Regions from separate parts of the Homo sapiens genome. Here regions 2 and 3 are each linked to region 1. Evidence: chromatin loops called from intact Hi-C (ENCODE). Cell type or tissue: dorsolateral prefrontal cortex. All regions are shown on one strand. Region 1 overlaps KALRN (kalirin RhoGEF kinase). Region 2 overlaps KALRN (kalirin RhoGEF kinase). Region 3 overlaps KALRN (kalirin RhoGEF kinase).

What was found. Hi-C counts contacts between places; a loop is a spot of excess contacts. Peaks named below come from ENCODE experiments on the same cell type or tissue, not always from the same donor. Only the 100,000 strongest peaks of a DNase experiment are listed, where the experiment ranks them.
Region 2: a loop joins it to region 1, with 10 times the contacts of the local background. A loop is called at or near these places in 70 of 110 quality-filtered maps.
Region 3: a loop joins it to region 1, with 8 times the contacts of the local background. A loop is called at or near these places in 67 of 110 quality-filtered maps.

The regions. Positions count from the first base shown.
Region 1 is chr3:124,350,933-124,353,432 of GRCh38, forward strand. All of the region lies in intron 10 of KALRN (kalirin RhoGEF kinase), which reads left to right. Among named protein-coding and RNA genes, the nearest start is that of MIR6083, 22 kb to the right of the region's middle. In dorsolateral prefrontal cortex, CTCF peaks have their summits at 946 (motif pointing right) and 1,151; a DNase peak (open chromatin) is centred at 995; H3K27ac peaks cover 1,831 bases.
Region 2 is chr3:124,549,548-124,552,047 of GRCh38, forward strand. The region is part of intron 33 of KALRN (kalirin RhoGEF kinase); the gene reads left to right. The region is part of intron 3 of LOC105374076 (a long non-coding RNA gene); the gene reads right to left. Among named protein-coding and RNA genes, the nearest start is that of MIR6083, 180 kb to the left of the region's middle. In dorsolateral prefrontal cortex, a CTCF peak has its summit at 1,079 (motif pointing left); no DNase peak of the experiment used is centred here.
Region 3 is chr3:124,558,589-124,561,088 of GRCh38, forward strand. All of the region lies in intron 33 of KALRN (kalirin RhoGEF kinase), which reads left to right. All of the region lies in intron 2 of LOC105374076 (a long non-coding RNA gene), which reads right to left. Among named protein-coding and RNA genes, the nearest start is that of UMPS, 170 kb to the right of the region's middle. In dorsolateral prefrontal cortex, CTCF peaks have their summits at 1,441 (motif pointing left) and 1,640; DNase peaks (open chromatin) are centred at 783 and 1,453; H3K27ac peaks cover 1,813 bases.

The sequences.
Region 1 (2,500 bases):
AATCCTGCCTTATTCCTTCATCACCACTCTGGGAGATTGAGTGGCCCAGCATCCTGGGATTGTTAGTCCACATAGGAAAACCAATGCTGACCACAGTGAAGGCAGGTTGACTGTCAGTAGCAGCCTGTCTGAGACCTGCTTTGTTCTGTACAACGTGATTGCCATGTTTAGGTGGTGAAAAAGGGGTAAACTAGGAAGGAAAGGGTTCTTCTTTCTCTCTTGTTTCTGCTCTCAATTAGATGATGGCCACTGGGAGAAGAGGAGTGGATTTAATCAGGAACTGAAAAGTTCTCGAGTAAGAAGATCAATGACAGAAAGCCAAAGCATGGACACTCTTGTTCTTTGTTTGGGTTGCTGTTTATGAGATGTGTTCAGGAAGGCTATATATGCTGTGGGGTAGGAGCCTGGGGTAACTTATAAGCAATACTCTAAAGGATCATGATTCTGTGAAGGGACCTCTTTTAGCCTTATCATTTAGGATTCCTTTACCTGAGGCTGATAATGAGAAAGGAATTCTGAGCACCCATTCTCTGTATTTAGGTTCAAAAAATTGTCTTGAATCAAAGCAGAAAGACAGCTATTACATCTGTCACAGCTCCTGGAAATTTGTCCTTCTGCAAGGAAAAGCAAGCCCTCAACAGAGGGAATGGCTACCCACGGGGAGGGGTTAGGCAGTGTAAAGCCCCTGAACAAATACATTTCCACCCTAGGGATAGTGGAGGCATCTGTGATTCTTACCAGTGGTCAGTCTTTGTAGTAAAGACATTTAGGGCAGCTATTAAAATAGATGTAAATGATATCTTTGAAGAATTTATGTGGCAATCCATTATCCTTCATTAAACTTTAACTTTTGTGTTTAATAGCTCTTGAACAAATTTTAAACAAATTCTTCAAATGCCATTTGAAGATGAATTAAATATTTGAGTCCTCAGTTCATCCTGCAGATGGCACTCTTTGAATGGCTGACATAGAAGCTGAGCTGACTGGGGAAAGGCTTTGCAGTCATGACAGCCTCCCTAGAGAGGAATCCAACATTCAGAGTGAAGGCCCAGGAAGGGATACACCAGGGAATCTGTGTCTACAGTTTTCTAGTCTAAGCTGCTGAGGTTGTGCGTGCTCAAATAGAAGTCCCGGGCACTGGCGGGAACCTCTCCTGGTCCTTAGTCAACTAATGGACTCAGTTTGCCTATAATCTCCCCAAATGGCTAAGGCCACCGAGTAGTTTTTAAGAGACACATATTTTAAGAGACATTAGGTGTCATCAAGAATATAAACAAGTGTAAGATGGAGTTCCTGCCCATAATAGGATGGCTGTCAGGGGATAGATGTTTCCATGTCTGCCCAGGTGGTGGAATAGAATGTAGTACTGTTATATTGTCCTGAGATATTTGCTATTATGAGGTAGGCGAGTATTCAAGTGCCTGTGGTTTACATAACAGCTGTGCCTACTCTGTTAGTGTTCTGCTTTATGGCCTCATTATCTGAAATGCCAGATTTTCTGTACGCTAATTTAGTCAAAAATTAGCAAGCGTTTATGTTCAAATATATATTATCTAAAGCCTCAGAGCACCAAATCACATTTAAGCAGCTAGACATATTAAGTAGCATTAATGTAACATTTTTGAAAGAGCAGACAATTTAAAGAAAGACTTAAAGAAATAGAAAAACATGGGCACAATTAAGTACTTTATTCAGTAATCTCTGGTTACTTGTTTCTCTATCCAACCCTTGTGGTTTTTTTGTTTTGTTTTTTTTTTTATCAAACTTGAACACACTTTAAAAAAATCATTCTGAAACTGGAAACCATCATTCTCAGCAAAGTAACACAAGAAGAGAAAACCAAACACCGCATGTTCTCACTCATAAGTGGGAATTGAACAATGAGAACACATGGACACAGGGAGGGGAACATCACACACTGGGGCCTGTTGTGGGGTAGGGGGCTGAGGGAGGGATAGCATTAGGAGAAATACCTAATATAAATGACGGGTTGGTGGGTGCAGCAAACCAACATGGCACATGTATACCTATGTAACAAACCTGCACGTTGTGCACACGTACCCCAGAACTGAAAGTATAACAATAAAAAATAAGAGCTATTATGAAAGAAGAATTAACAGAATGAATGGATAATCCAAACAAGTGGTAAGAGAAAGAATCAATGATGACAAATGTTCTGAACTCTGTAGGCAACTGCATTGTGCTATCTTGATACTTTGTTGACTTAGTAAAACTGGAACTATAAAAAAAAATCATTCAAAATAGGTAAGAATAGAAGGAAGGCATTTTAGTGGATTTATCAGTGACCTTGCCCACCGAAGATACTCTGAGTACAATCAGCAAACCTACCATAGTAATAAGGGCAAAATAAAATAGGATAATCCACAGAGATGGAAAGTCTGTGCCCTCAGAGTTGGACAATAGCCCTCATCAATTTTCATTTCCCATCAAGTTTCTGTGTTGGGCACTGTGAAAAGTTAGAGTTCCACAGTTTCTGTCT
Region 2 (2,500 bases), 200 kb after region 1:
AAATAGGGAATACTGTTTTATTTTAGTTTTATAGTATATACATATATACACAAAAGTTTTATAATATATACATATATACACACAAGCCATCCAAAATATGTCCTTCTCACCGCTTCAGTGTTAAAATGTGTAAGATGAACAAAATTAGTCCCAGGAAGGGGACATCACTGTAGAAATCACTGTGAAAGAATGTGAGAGAGGTGGGGAATTGAGAGTTGTACTTGACCTCCAAAAGCAGGAAAGACAGGGTCTGGAGAGGAAAAGGGAAACAATTGAGATGGAACATTGCCCATCCATGGAAATCCAGAGGCAGAAATGGCCAGGACACATTTGGGGCACCCTCAAGAGATCAAGCAGATAAAATACACAGACAAGTAGTGGAAGCTGGGGTTGAAGAAGTGGGTGGGGAAGTGTTATGAAGGGCTTTGAATGCCAGGACAAGGATGGCAGAGCCCATGTAAATTCTGAAATAAGAGAGTGTTATGAGAAGAATGGACAGTGGGAGAGACCAGTTAATGAGGAGACACCTGCAGAAATGGAGAGGCAGGTGATGAACACCTGGATGAGCATAGGGGCTTCCAAGAGACAAAGGAAAGACTTAATAGCTTTGCAGGACTAAGTGATAGATCAGACATAAGGGGTAGAGAAAAGAGTCTCTCTCAAATGACTACAGTTTCTCCAAAAATATTTTGAGATTGGGATGGACAGGTAGTTCATCTGGGCTGAGCTATAGTGGAGGGAGCCGGAAGGGAGGAAGAGGAAGAGGCCTGGTACAGGGTAAGGGAAAGAGAATCTGCAAGACTGGGCCCCGATGCTACCTAGTTTTGTGATCAGATCCCATTACTTGCCCTAGTCTCTGCTTTCTCATTTCTAAAATTAGGAATTTCATCCAGGAAACATGTATTGGGCCCCCAATATGTGCCACCTACTGTATGCAATTTTTTTTGTCTTATATTTCCTCTGAGGGCTGGTGGTTGCCCTAGCCAGTGTAGTATGAGTCTCTTTGGGACCAGTCTTCTGATCAAGGAACCCAAGCACGTGTTTCCTTTAGAAAAGCCTAGCTTTTGCTTCCCTCTAGTGGCTACTTAGTGCCACTAGACCTCTGCCTTTACTCTTTTTGTCCCTGGAGAGCCAGTCTGAATTGAAAATTAAGAAGTTAAGACCAGGCGCAGTGGCTCACGCCTGTAATCCCAGCACTTTGGGAGGCCGAGGTGGGCAGATCATGAGGTCAGGAGATCGAGACCACCCTGGCTAACACGGTGAAACCCCGTCTGTACTAAAAATACAAAAAATTAGCCGGGCGTGGTGGTGGGCGCCTGTAGTCCCAGCTACTCGGGAGGCTGCGGCAGGAGAATGGCATGAACCCGGGAGATGGAGCTTGCAGTGAGCCGAGATCGCACCACTGCATTCCAGCCTGGGTGACAGAGCAAGACTCCGTCTCAAAATAAATAAATAAATAAATAAAAAGTTAAGATGGAGCTGGATCATAAACCATGCACATGTTCAAGGGAACAGTACAAAGTGTTCCCTAGAGGGCATGTCATGATGGTTGGTATCCAGAGAGGATGGTGAGAGGAGGAGACAAAGGAGGCATGATGTCATGAACCAGAGGTGAGGCATGGGGAAGCAGTCAGTCCCAAAGCAAAACCAACCAACAATAGCAGATGGGAGCAGAAAATCACATTAGGACTCACCCAGTAAGTGGGTTAACCTGAGCAAATGGAAAGTATGGGGTCATAGATAAAGGCCTGTCTTTACACTGAAGAAGGTAAGGTCAGGGATAAGGGGAAACCCTAACAGTAATTTGCTGAGGGCAAAAACTTGACATGAAGATGCTTTAAGATGCTGGGAACCCTTTCCGTTGCTGATACCAATTCTACTCATTGCTGGGCACATGTGCTGGATCTGGGGTGGTGCCAGCACAGCTGGAGATGGGCTCATGTTGGTGGTGCTCAGCAACTGACCTAGAAAGAGGCAGATGCTCGAGGGTCCTGCTGGCTCCTAGCTAAGCGGGCGTGAAGATGTTATTGACTGTTGCAGCCAAGGGAGGGCTCACAAACTAACAAGATAAACAGCTCTGAGAAGACACAACCACAGCAGTAGCAAGTGGAGCAATGGACTGAGGCAGCACTGGTAAGAGCCAATCACTTTCTGAGGGACCCCATTCCCCAACCCTGGGCCAGCATCCCTCATTTCTCCTGTTGTCACATTCAGCATGCATACACGTGATGTGTGTCTCCTTAGAGACTGTAAGCATGGTGCAGGTAGGGACATCACAGCTGTCTCCCTGACTGCTGTATGCCCCATGCCCAGCACAGCAGCTGGCTGGTGAAGAAGAATAAGTGCATGGATGAGGAGGCTGGACTCATTAGGCTTGGAGTCCTGCCTTTGCAGTTAGCTATTAGGATGCAATCTTTAGCTAGTCATTTTACCTCTCTGAGCCTCAATTTCCTCATCTATAAAATTGGATGATAATGCCAACCTTATGAGATCTATGAGG
Region 3 (2,500 bases), 210 kb after region 1:
TTTTTAGACAATCATTTAGCTCTCTCTGCTTAAGGCACTATCCTAGGTGCTTTAATACTATCTCATTTAATCTTCACAACAAGCTGTGAAGTAGATACTGTCATTATCCCCATTTGACAGATGAAGAAATTGAGACAAAGAGGTGAAGTAACTTGCTCCTGGTCACACAGTTGGTGAGGAGCTGCAGAGCCCATGCCCTAAACGAGGCTATGCTGCCTTGGAGAATGGAGCAGAGACACAGAGGTGCACAAATGGAAGCTCTGAAATGACAACAGGAGAATTCTTCAGGGGTCCTGTCCTCACTCTCTGGATGCCATTGGGAAACCATCACAGAATAACTGTGTCTTTTCCATAACATGAGGAAGCTCAAAGGGACAATCTAGCTCACACAGTTTATACAAGAAGGAGGTTCAGTTAATCCCCAAATATTAATCATGTAAAAATAGACCTAAATGAAAATGATCATTTCTGGTGAACGTGAGAACTTTGAAAATGCAGATGGAGTTACAAAGAGTGGTTACGAAATGTCCCTTATGTATGTAGCGGTCCATGCTGGAAAGAAGCCAGCACAGCTATCACTGTGGAGCTGGAGGAAAGTGAGGACAGGAGGAGCTCCTTCTGCCCCTCTGGGAAGCATTGCGGAGGGTGAAGGAGGCCGTGTCCACCCAGGGATTGGTCAGCAGGGGAACAGGCCCCACTGGGAATGGCCAGGACCCAGAAAGGAGAGAGACTGGGAAAGTAAGGACAAGGAGTTGGATGGTGACTCAGCAGCAGGCACTTGGAGGGAAGCCAGGCAGACAATTAGCATCAAGAAGGCTTAGCAGGCCTTAGGCAGGGTTCTAGGGAATTAGGCAGAGAAAATATCTGAGAGCTCCTGGGAAGGGGGCCAAGACTTAGGCATGAAAGGCCAGACAGGGACTCGCTGCTGGAGTGGGAGCATACAGTGAGGGGAGTAAGATGAGAGAAGATTCCAGAAGCAGGGGTACAAGATCAGAGAAGAATCAAAAACATAACCTGAATGCATGCCGAGATTCTGTGCTGCCTACTCAGCTCCCAGCATCTCCCTGAGTAGGAATAACTTTGGTCTTAGAATCTTACCCTACAGCATCCCTGGAGGAGAGGATGGGAGGGACTGTTGCAGGAGCAGCTCTGCCTGACCCCTCAAACCATTTCCCCAGCACCCTCCCTTGTTGGCCATTCTTTGGAATTCGCTTCTTGCCAGGGTAGGGACCTGGTGTAGTATATCTTTTTGATCAAGCCATTGAGGTGAAGTGAACCAGGATATTCATCATCTATTTGAACCATAATGGCTTTTGGGCTGTATCTAAAGCTTGAGCCCGGTTGTCTACAACGTGTGAGCATGGAAGAAATTGCCCATTGATCTTGTTTCCACTTCTTCCTTTGGCTGGACTAGGCAGCCTACAGGAGGCAAACACTGCCATCTAGTGGCGTATCTAGGCTTCTCGCCAGGAACTGTGTCTTGAATTGTAGAGAGACAGAAGCCTGATTTTTATCCTCTCCCGTCCAGCCCATGGGTCTGATTGTAACCCACCCTAGAGGGAAGTGGGTCTTGTATCTGGGTGCCATGCTGGGCTGTTTGCAACTAGAGCTTCAGGCCCCTTCTGCTCTAACAGTCTGCAAAAGGACTACACTCATCCCTGGATTCAACCATGTTGCCCTGAAAGGGCTGCAAGTTGCATCCCCAGCTATGTGTGAGCTTGGCCTCAAGAAGCAACCCTGAGCCCCTGGCGTGGTCGCAGAGGAGCAGCTCTACTGAGGTGCAGAAGCTCAGTGATAGAGAGTCTCTCAGTTAGAAAGAATTTCAGTCATCTAGGCCGGCATTCTACAGAGTCCATTAGCGAGGTGGAATCAAATTAGTGGGATGTCAACAGCAATAGAGAAAAACATAAAATAGAATGTCAGAGTGGAGCTTGTGTTTCAGTGATAAATCTATTCACATGTAGTGTTCCCTGGTCAAAATATGAAGTGTATTTCTTACAGAGCACTTTGGAATCTGAATCCCAGCACTTTGGGAGACTGAAGCGGGAGGATCAGTTGAGCCCAGGAGTTCAAGAAAAACATAGTGAGACCATGTCGCTACAAAAATAAAAATAAAAATTAGCTGAGTGTGGTGGTACACACCTGTACCACCTACTGGGTACACACCGGTCCCAGCTACTCAGCAGGCTGAGGTGGGAGGATCACTTGAGCCAGAGAGGTAGAAACTGCAGTGAGCCAAGATTGCACCACTGCATTCCAGCCTGGGTTTCAGAATGAGACCCTGTCTGGGGGCAGTGGAAGGCATTCCCAGGCCCTAACCCAGGCCTACTGAATCATGATGTGTGATTGAGGGGTGGAGCAAGAGAAGGAACTGCTAGGGAATCTCCATTTTATTAGCTCTCCACATGATTTTTATGTATACTCAATGCCTAACCACTGATATTGACATTTCTGAGCTTGAATTTCCTGATGTATGAGATGGAGATGATAGTACCACCTG